2 separate regions of the Homo sapiens genome follow, and region 2 is linked to region 1. Evidence: chromatin contacts called from ENCODE Hi-C or POLR2A ChIA-PET data. All regions are on one chromosome and are shown on one strand. Each heading gives the region's core, a stretch centred on a gene start or an enhancer-like site at or near the end of the contact. The rest is flanking DNA. Distances are from core to core; before and after follow the strand shown.

What was found. Hi-C counts contacts between places; a loop is a spot of excess contacts on that map. ChIA-PET counts read pairs that join two places held with the same protein, here RNA polymerase II (POLR2A). Pooled maps may share reads with other maps.
Region 2: a pooled map shows a loop between it and region 1 (4-fold over the local background). The contact joins the enhancer-like site here to the promoter of FAM32A in region 1. A Hi-C loop is called at or near these places in 1 of 168 maps with a recorded cell type or tissue (breast epithelium) and 8 of 50 pooled maps. POLR2A ChIA-PET finds 5 or more read pairs at or near these places in 8 of 52 experiments (CD4-positive, alpha-beta T cell, CD8-positive, alpha-beta T cell, Caco-2 and 4 more).

Annotation. Positions count from the first base shown.
Region 1 is chr19:16,183,641-16,187,223 of GRCh38, forward strand. FAM32A (family with sequence similarity 32 member A) reads left to right here and starts at 1,770. Exons shown (of 4, transcript NM_014077.4): 1 at 1,770-1,876; 2 at 1,984-2,125. The coding sequence starts at 1,803. RefSeq lists enhancers at 777-1,412, 1,315-1,364.
Region 2 is chr19:16,340,313-16,343,895 of GRCh38, forward strand. No RefSeq gene overlaps it. Among named protein-coding and RNA genes, the nearest start is that of KLF2, 17 kb to the left of the region's middle. RefSeq lists an enhancer at 2,269-2,498. Within about 2 kb of position 1,830, at least 21 of the 41 ENCODE cell types and tissues checked have a DNase peak (open chromatin) inside an H3K27ac peak, as active enhancers do; they include CD4-positive, alpha-beta T cell and CD8-positive, alpha-beta T cell, where a contact is called at or near this core.

The DNA of each region.
Region 1 (3,583 bases), core at 520-3,019:
CCTGAGTTCAGGAGTTCGAAACCAGCCTGGACAACATGGCAAAACCCTATCTCTACTAAAAATACAAAAATTAGCGGGGCATGGTGGTGGGCGCCTGTAATCCCAGCTACTCAGGAGGCTGAAGCAGGAGAATCTCTTGAACCTGGGAGGTGGAAGTTGCAGTGAGCCAAAATCGTGCCACTGCATTCCAGCCTGGGCAACAGAGCGAGACTCTGTCTCAAAAAAAAAAAAAAAGATATATGCATGTACACATCGTATGTAAGAAAACCGCACAGTACTGAAAGGATGAAAAGAAAGAAAGAAAGGGCCAGGGGTGGTGGCTCACGCCTGTAATTCTAATGCTTCAGGAGGACTGCTTGAGGACAGGAGTTTGAGACCAACCTGGACAACACAGCAATACCCTATCTCTATTGATTTTTTTTTTTTTTTTTTTTTTTTGAGACGGAGTCTTTGTCTGTTGACCAGGCTGGAGTGCAGTGGTGCGATTTTGGCTCACTGCAACCTCCGACTCCCGGGTTCAAGCGCTTCTCCTGCCTCAGCCTACCAAGTAGCTGAGACTACAAGCGCAGGCTACTATGCCCAGCTAATTTTTGCTTTTTGTGTTTTGTTTTGTTTTGTTTTAGTAGATACAGGGTTTCGCCATGTTGGCCACGCTGGTTTCCAACACCTGACCTCACGTGAACCGCCTACCTTGGTCTCCCAAAGTGCTGATTTAAATATATATGTACTTTTTTTTTGAGATGGAGTCTCTCTCTGTCGCCCAGGCTGGAGTGCAGTGGTGTGATTTCAGCTCACTGCAACCTCCGCCTCCCGGGTTCAAGCGATTCTCCTGCCTCAGCCTCCCGAGTAGCTGAGACTACAGGCGCCCGCCACCACGCCCAGGTAATTTTTTGTATTTTTAGTAGAGACGGGGTTTCACCGTGTTAGCCAGAATGGTCTCCATCTCCTGACCTCGTGATCCGCCCACCTCGTTTTCCCAAAGTGCTGGGATTACAGGCGTGAGCCACCGCGCCCGGCATAAAATAGATTTTTAATTGTTTTAACATACCACCAACCTTGTCACATGATATTGTCATTTACCTAAAGCTGAAAAATTAATGAATACTGATTAGGTTTACAAAATTAGGTTCAGCTATCCAGTGAACGCTCAAAATATGGCAATAAAAGAGAACGGGGGTGGTGGGGCGTGGCTCAGGCCTGTGATCCCTGCGCTTTGGAAGGCCGAAGCAGGAGGATCACTTGAACCCACGAGTTCGAGACCAGCCTGGACAACACAGCGAGACCCCATCTCGACAAAAAAATTTAAATGAAAATATTAGCCGCGCTCAGTGGCGCCCGTCTGCAGTCTGCTACTGGGGAGGCTGAGGCGGGAGGATCTCTTGAGCCCAAGGGTTCAAGGCTGCAGTGAGCCACGATCGCGCCACTCCACTCCAGCCTAGGTGACAGACCAAGATCGTGTCTCTAAAAAAGAAAAAAAAATCAAGGAGAGAGAACAGGTCACCCAAAAGTGCGCAAAACGCTCAAAAAGGGGTTGGGTTTCCAGCACCCTGTGTGAAGAATGGGAGACCGGAAGTGGGCGCCAAATTCGGAAGTGTGGCAGCAGATAGGAATCGAAGGGCACTCATTCGCTTGGCTCTCTGTCCCGCCCACTACCCGGAAGTGTGGCCCGGGTCCAGAACCAAGAGCGCATGCTCACCTTGTAGCTCAGCCAATCAAAGAGAAGCGAGGCGGCCATTCGGGCGGAAATAGTGTTTGCAAACAGGAAGTGTGGCACTCCAGCTACCGAAGCACTGGAGAGTGTCATGGAGGCCTACGAGCAGGTCCAAAAGGGACCCCTGAAGCTGAAAGGCGTCGCAGAGCTGGGAGTGACCAAGCGGTGAGGCCCGAGGGCCCGCGGGATTCCGTCTTCATCCCCCTTAGACCTTTTCTCGGGACCCCTGGCCCTGATCCTCCGACCCGCCGCCTCCTCATGTCTTTTTCCAGGAAGAAGAAAAAGAAGGACAAAGACAAAGCGAAACTCCTGGAAGCAATGGGAACGAGCAAAAAGAACGAGGAGGAGAAGCGGCGCGGCCTGGACAAGCGGACCCCGGCCCAGGCGGCCTTCGAGAAAATGCAGGAGAAGCGGGTGAGCAGAAGCAGAAGGCGGCGGGGAGGCGGGAACACCCGGCGCCGGGAGACTGGAAATTGGGGTCAGGGCTGGGACGCTCCGAGGGCAGGGGAGCGGTCAGAGGAGACCTTAATTACGGGGAGAGGATGCTGTACGTGAGTGAGAGAAGAGTCGCCCTCTGCCGGGGGAGCTCCAAGGATGAGAAGACCCCGCTGGCCCGAGTGGGCAGCAGAGGGGAGAGCTAGAACTGGCGTTGAAAGGAGGCCAGAGCTGGAGACCCGGGTTTGGATTCCAGTGCTGTGGCTTATTTGCCCTGCGACACTAGGCCAGTGACTTTCTTATTTCCGTGCCTCAAGTTTCCTCTTCTGTACGAGTCAGGGTAGTAACTTATTCTAAGAGGGTTGGGAACTTGAGAGGAAGTCATGAAAGTAAAAAGCAGTGCATACATGTTCAGTGGATGCCAGCTCTTGATATTAAATGGCCATGCTCGCCGCTCGAAGTCACCACAAAGTTTGTTTCCAAGACAACTTTGTTTGGCAGATTCAAACATGCTGTATTTTTTAAAAAATTAGTTATTTTTGGCGGGGTCAGAGCACTGCAGCCTCTGCCTCCGGGGTTCAAGCAATTCTCCTGCCTCAGCCTCCCGAGTAGCTGGGATTGCAGGCGCCCGCCACCACACCTGGCTAATTTTGGTATTTTTCGTAGAGATGCGGTTTCACCATGTTGGCCAGGCTGATCTCGAACTTCTGATCTCAAGTGATCCGCCCGCCTCAGCTTCCCAAAGTGCTGGGATTACAGGCGTGAGCCACCGCACCCAGTCTCAGCTGTTGATATTGAATGGCCATGCCCATGACGACTTTGTTTGTATTGTATTATAAGGCTCCGATAAATTATTTTTTCTTAACACCATAAATGTGTGCAGTGGAGAACAGAAGAGTTCACAGTAAGACAGAAACTGGGTCCATTATGCTGGGGAGAGGGAATAATCAGTGTAGGTCAGTGATTCTCACCTGGGGGTAGTCTCCACCCCCCTAAACTCCCACCCCGAAGCACATGTGGCAATGTCTGGAAACATTTTTGGTTCTCAACTGGGTTGGGGTGGGGACTACTGGCAACTAGTGGCTAGAGGCCAGGGATGACACCACACACCCTGCGATACACAGGACAGCCTGCCGCAGCAAAGAGTGATCCGGCTCCAAATGTCAGTAGCACTGAGGCTGAGAAACCCTAACCCTGGTCTAGGTGATTCTGTACGGTGACACTGGGGAAAATGGACCTTGGGGACAATTAACTCCTTACTCCCAGATCTAATTCAGGCATACAGAAAACACATGGATGCACTACCTCTGGCATGACAGACCTGAGTTTGACTCTGCCTCTACCACAAATTAGTGGTGTGACCCTGGGCAAGCCGGCTACCTATTACTTAAAGTAGCACTAAAGTCTGCCTCACAGGGTTGTGGTAAGGATTTAACA
Region 2 (3,583 bases), core at 580-3,079, 160 kb after region 1:
ACTGGGCCTTTCTTAAATGTAAATGTGCATCTCCTTTGGTGCTTTTTTAAGTGGGAGAGGTCCCTGAAAGGTTGTTGCCTGGAGGAAAAGTTTTGGCAATTAACTTTTATTATTGTTTGCTTGCTTAAAGAAACTGGGGGCCCAGAGCAGTGAGTGGCTTATGCCTGTAATCCCAGCACTCTGGGAAGCCGAGGCGGGCAGATCACTTGAGCCCAGGACTTCCAGACCAGCCTGGCCAACAAAAATTAGCCAGGCATGGTGGAGTGCACCTGTAATCCCAGCTACTCGGGAGGCTGAGGCAGGGGGATCACTTGAACCCGGGAGGCAGAGGCTGCAGTGAGCTAATATTGCTCCACTGCACTCCAACCTGCTGGGCGACAGAGTGAGACTGTCTCAAAAAACAATTGGGATGTTCATCAAAGCACTATTCATAACAGCCAAAAAGTAGAAACAACCCAAGTGTCCATTAGAGAATGAATAAGAAAACTGTGATCCATACATACAATGGAATATTATTCAGCCATGAAAAGGAATGAAGCACTGATCCATGCTACAATGTGGATGAGCCCCCAAAACATTCTGAGTGAGAGAAGCCAGACGCGAAAGCCCACATAGTGTGAGATTCCACTGATACAAAATGCCCAGAACAGGCAAATCCAGAGAGACAGGAAGCAGATGAGTGGCTGCCAGGGGCTGGGGGAGGGGAATGGGGAGTGGCTGCTGATGGGGACAGGGTCTCCTCTTGGGGGATGCAAATGTTCTGGAATTAGACAGAGGTGATGGTTGCACAACATTGTGAATGCACGAAATGCCACTACCGTGTACACTTCATGGTTAGTTTTATGTTATGTGAATTTCAGCTCAATTTTAAGGTGTAAAAAAAGCAATTGAGAATAAGTTGCTTCTGTTGTAAAACGTTACTTTTTTTTTCAGACGGAGTCTTGCTCTGTCGCCCACGCTGGAGTGCAGTGGTGCAATCTCGGCTAACTGCAACCTCCGCCTCCCAGGTTCAGGTGATTCTCCTGCCTCGGCCTCCCCAGCAGCTGGAATTACCGGCGCCCGCCACCACTCCCAGCTAATTTTTGTATTTTTAGTAGAGACGGGTTTCACTGTGTTGGCCAGAAGGGTCTCAAATGCCTGACCTCAAGTGATCCACCCACCTTGGCCTCTTAAAATGCTGGGATTACAGGCATGAGCCACCATGCGCAGCCACATTACTATTTTTAATACAGTTATTTTGTCAATATAACATAAAGTTTGGACCGAGTATCCACTGATGAATGAATGGATAAACAAAATGTGGTCTATCCATCTATCCAGACAATGGAATAGTATTCAGTTTTTAAAAAGAAAGAGATTATAGGGCCGGGCGCGGTGGCTCACGCTTGTAATCCCAACACTTTGGGAGGCCGAGGCGGGCGGATCATGAGGTCAGGAGTTCGAAACTAGCCTGGCCAACATGGTGAAACCCAGTCTATACTAAAAATACAAAAATTAGCTGGGCGTGGCGGTGCGTGCCTGTAATCCCAGCTACTCGGGAGGCTGAGGCAGGAGAATTGTTTGAACCCAGGAGGCGGAGGTTGCAGTGAGCCGAGATCACGCCATTACACTCCAGCCTGGGCAGCAGTGCAAGACTACAATTCAAAAAAAAAAGAAAAGAAAAGAAAAGAAAAAGAGAAAGATTCTGACACATACATGCTCCAACAGGAACTATCCTAAGTGAAATACGCCAGACACAAAAAGAGAAATACTGTATGAGTCCATGCATCAGATTCATAGAGACAGGAAGTAGAATGGTGGGTGCGAGGGGCTGGGGGAGGAGGAAATGGGGAATGAGTATTTAGTGGGGGCAGAGTTTCAGTTTTACAAGCTGACAAGAGCTCTGCTGCGTAACATGAATGGACTGGGGTGAGCCGTGAGGGCTGGAGGGCCCTCAGACAAGAGAAAGGATGACAGTTCCAAGGCTTCAAACAGATGCTCTGAGAGAACCAGTCCTCAGAAAGGCTGAGAATCCCTGGAATTTTTCCTGGGCTGGAAGGGATCTGCTCTATGGCTTAAAGGTCTTGGCCAAGGGCCTGAAGAACCACCCATCTTCCAGGGCCCAGGCACTCCGACTCCTCAAATTTAAATACAGGCGCTTTCTACGCATGAGTGCCAAACCATTTCCAGTAAGTCTCATTGTCAGCTATAAAAATAACCACTGTTGAAGCAGAGACAAGCTCGTGATGCAGCCAGGCAGTGCCACAGAGAGGCAATGGCATCTGTCCCTGTCAAATGGAAAGTCCCCTGGCCAAGCCTCTGAATTCAAGTGAACATCTTGGTCTTGGATGTGACCATCTGAATGGTGGTCGAGAAAGTGCTTGGTCCATAGAAGGCACCCAGGACACTCGAGCCCCCTTCTCTCCCATGACCTTCGTACAATGGCACGGAATGGAGACGCAGGGCTGGGACTTCCCCTCCACCACACCGGTTTCCTTTACAATGAGATTCCATTCCTATAATGAGGAATAATGTAGTAGCTTAGTTAATACAGACAGAACTGCCCCTCAGTCGGTTCTTGGGTAGTGGAGCTAGAATATACAGGCCCTGCTCTAAAAGCTCAAAGCAATCCCTGGACAGTAACCATAGCTTTAATAATACTCATCTGGGCCGGGTGCGGTGGCTGAAGCCTGGAATCCCAGCACTTTGGGAGGCCGAAGCGGGCAAATCACAAGGTCAGGAGTTCGAGACCAGCCTGGCCAACATAGTGAAAGCCCATCTCTACTAAAAATACAAAAAAATTAGCTGGGCTTAGTGGCGGGCACCTGTAATCCCAGCTGCTCGGGAGGCTGAGGCAGGAGAATTGCTTGAACCCGGGAGGCGGAGGTTACATGAGCTGAGATCGTGCCACTGCACTACAGCCCAGGTGACACAGTGAGACTCCATCTAAAATAATAAGAATAATACCCATCTGAATGAATAATAACAAAAACCAGTACCACTGGCTAGGAGGCGGAAGTGGGGTTATGGGGAATTGCTCAATGGGTACAGAGTGTCAATTTCACAAAATGAGAAAGTTCTAGAGATCTGTTGCAGAATGGTGTGAATATATTTAACACTGCTGAACCACGCACTTGAAAGTGGTTTTTTTAAAAAAAAAGTGGTTAAAGTGGAGCTGGATGCAGTGGCATGCACCTGTAGGCCCAGTTACTCCAGAGGCCGAGGCGGGAGGATTGCTTGAGCCTAGGAGTTTGAATCCAGCCCGGGCAACATAGTGACAACCTGTCTCTAAAAAAATAAAAAAAGAATAAAAATTTCTATAAATTAAAAATAAATTTAGGCCAGGAATGGTGGCTCACACCTGTAACCCCAACACTTTGGGAGGATCCCTTGAGCTCAGGAGTTTGTGACCAGCCTGCACAAAGTAGTGAGACTCTATCTCTAGAAAACATACAAAAATTAGCCAGGCGTGGTGCTGCATGCCTATAGCCCCGGCTATTCAGAAGGCTGAAATGGGAGGATCACTTGAGCCCGGGGTGCGAAGGCTGCAGTGAGCCGAGATCGCACCACTGCACTCCAGCCTGGGCAACAGAGTGAGACCCTG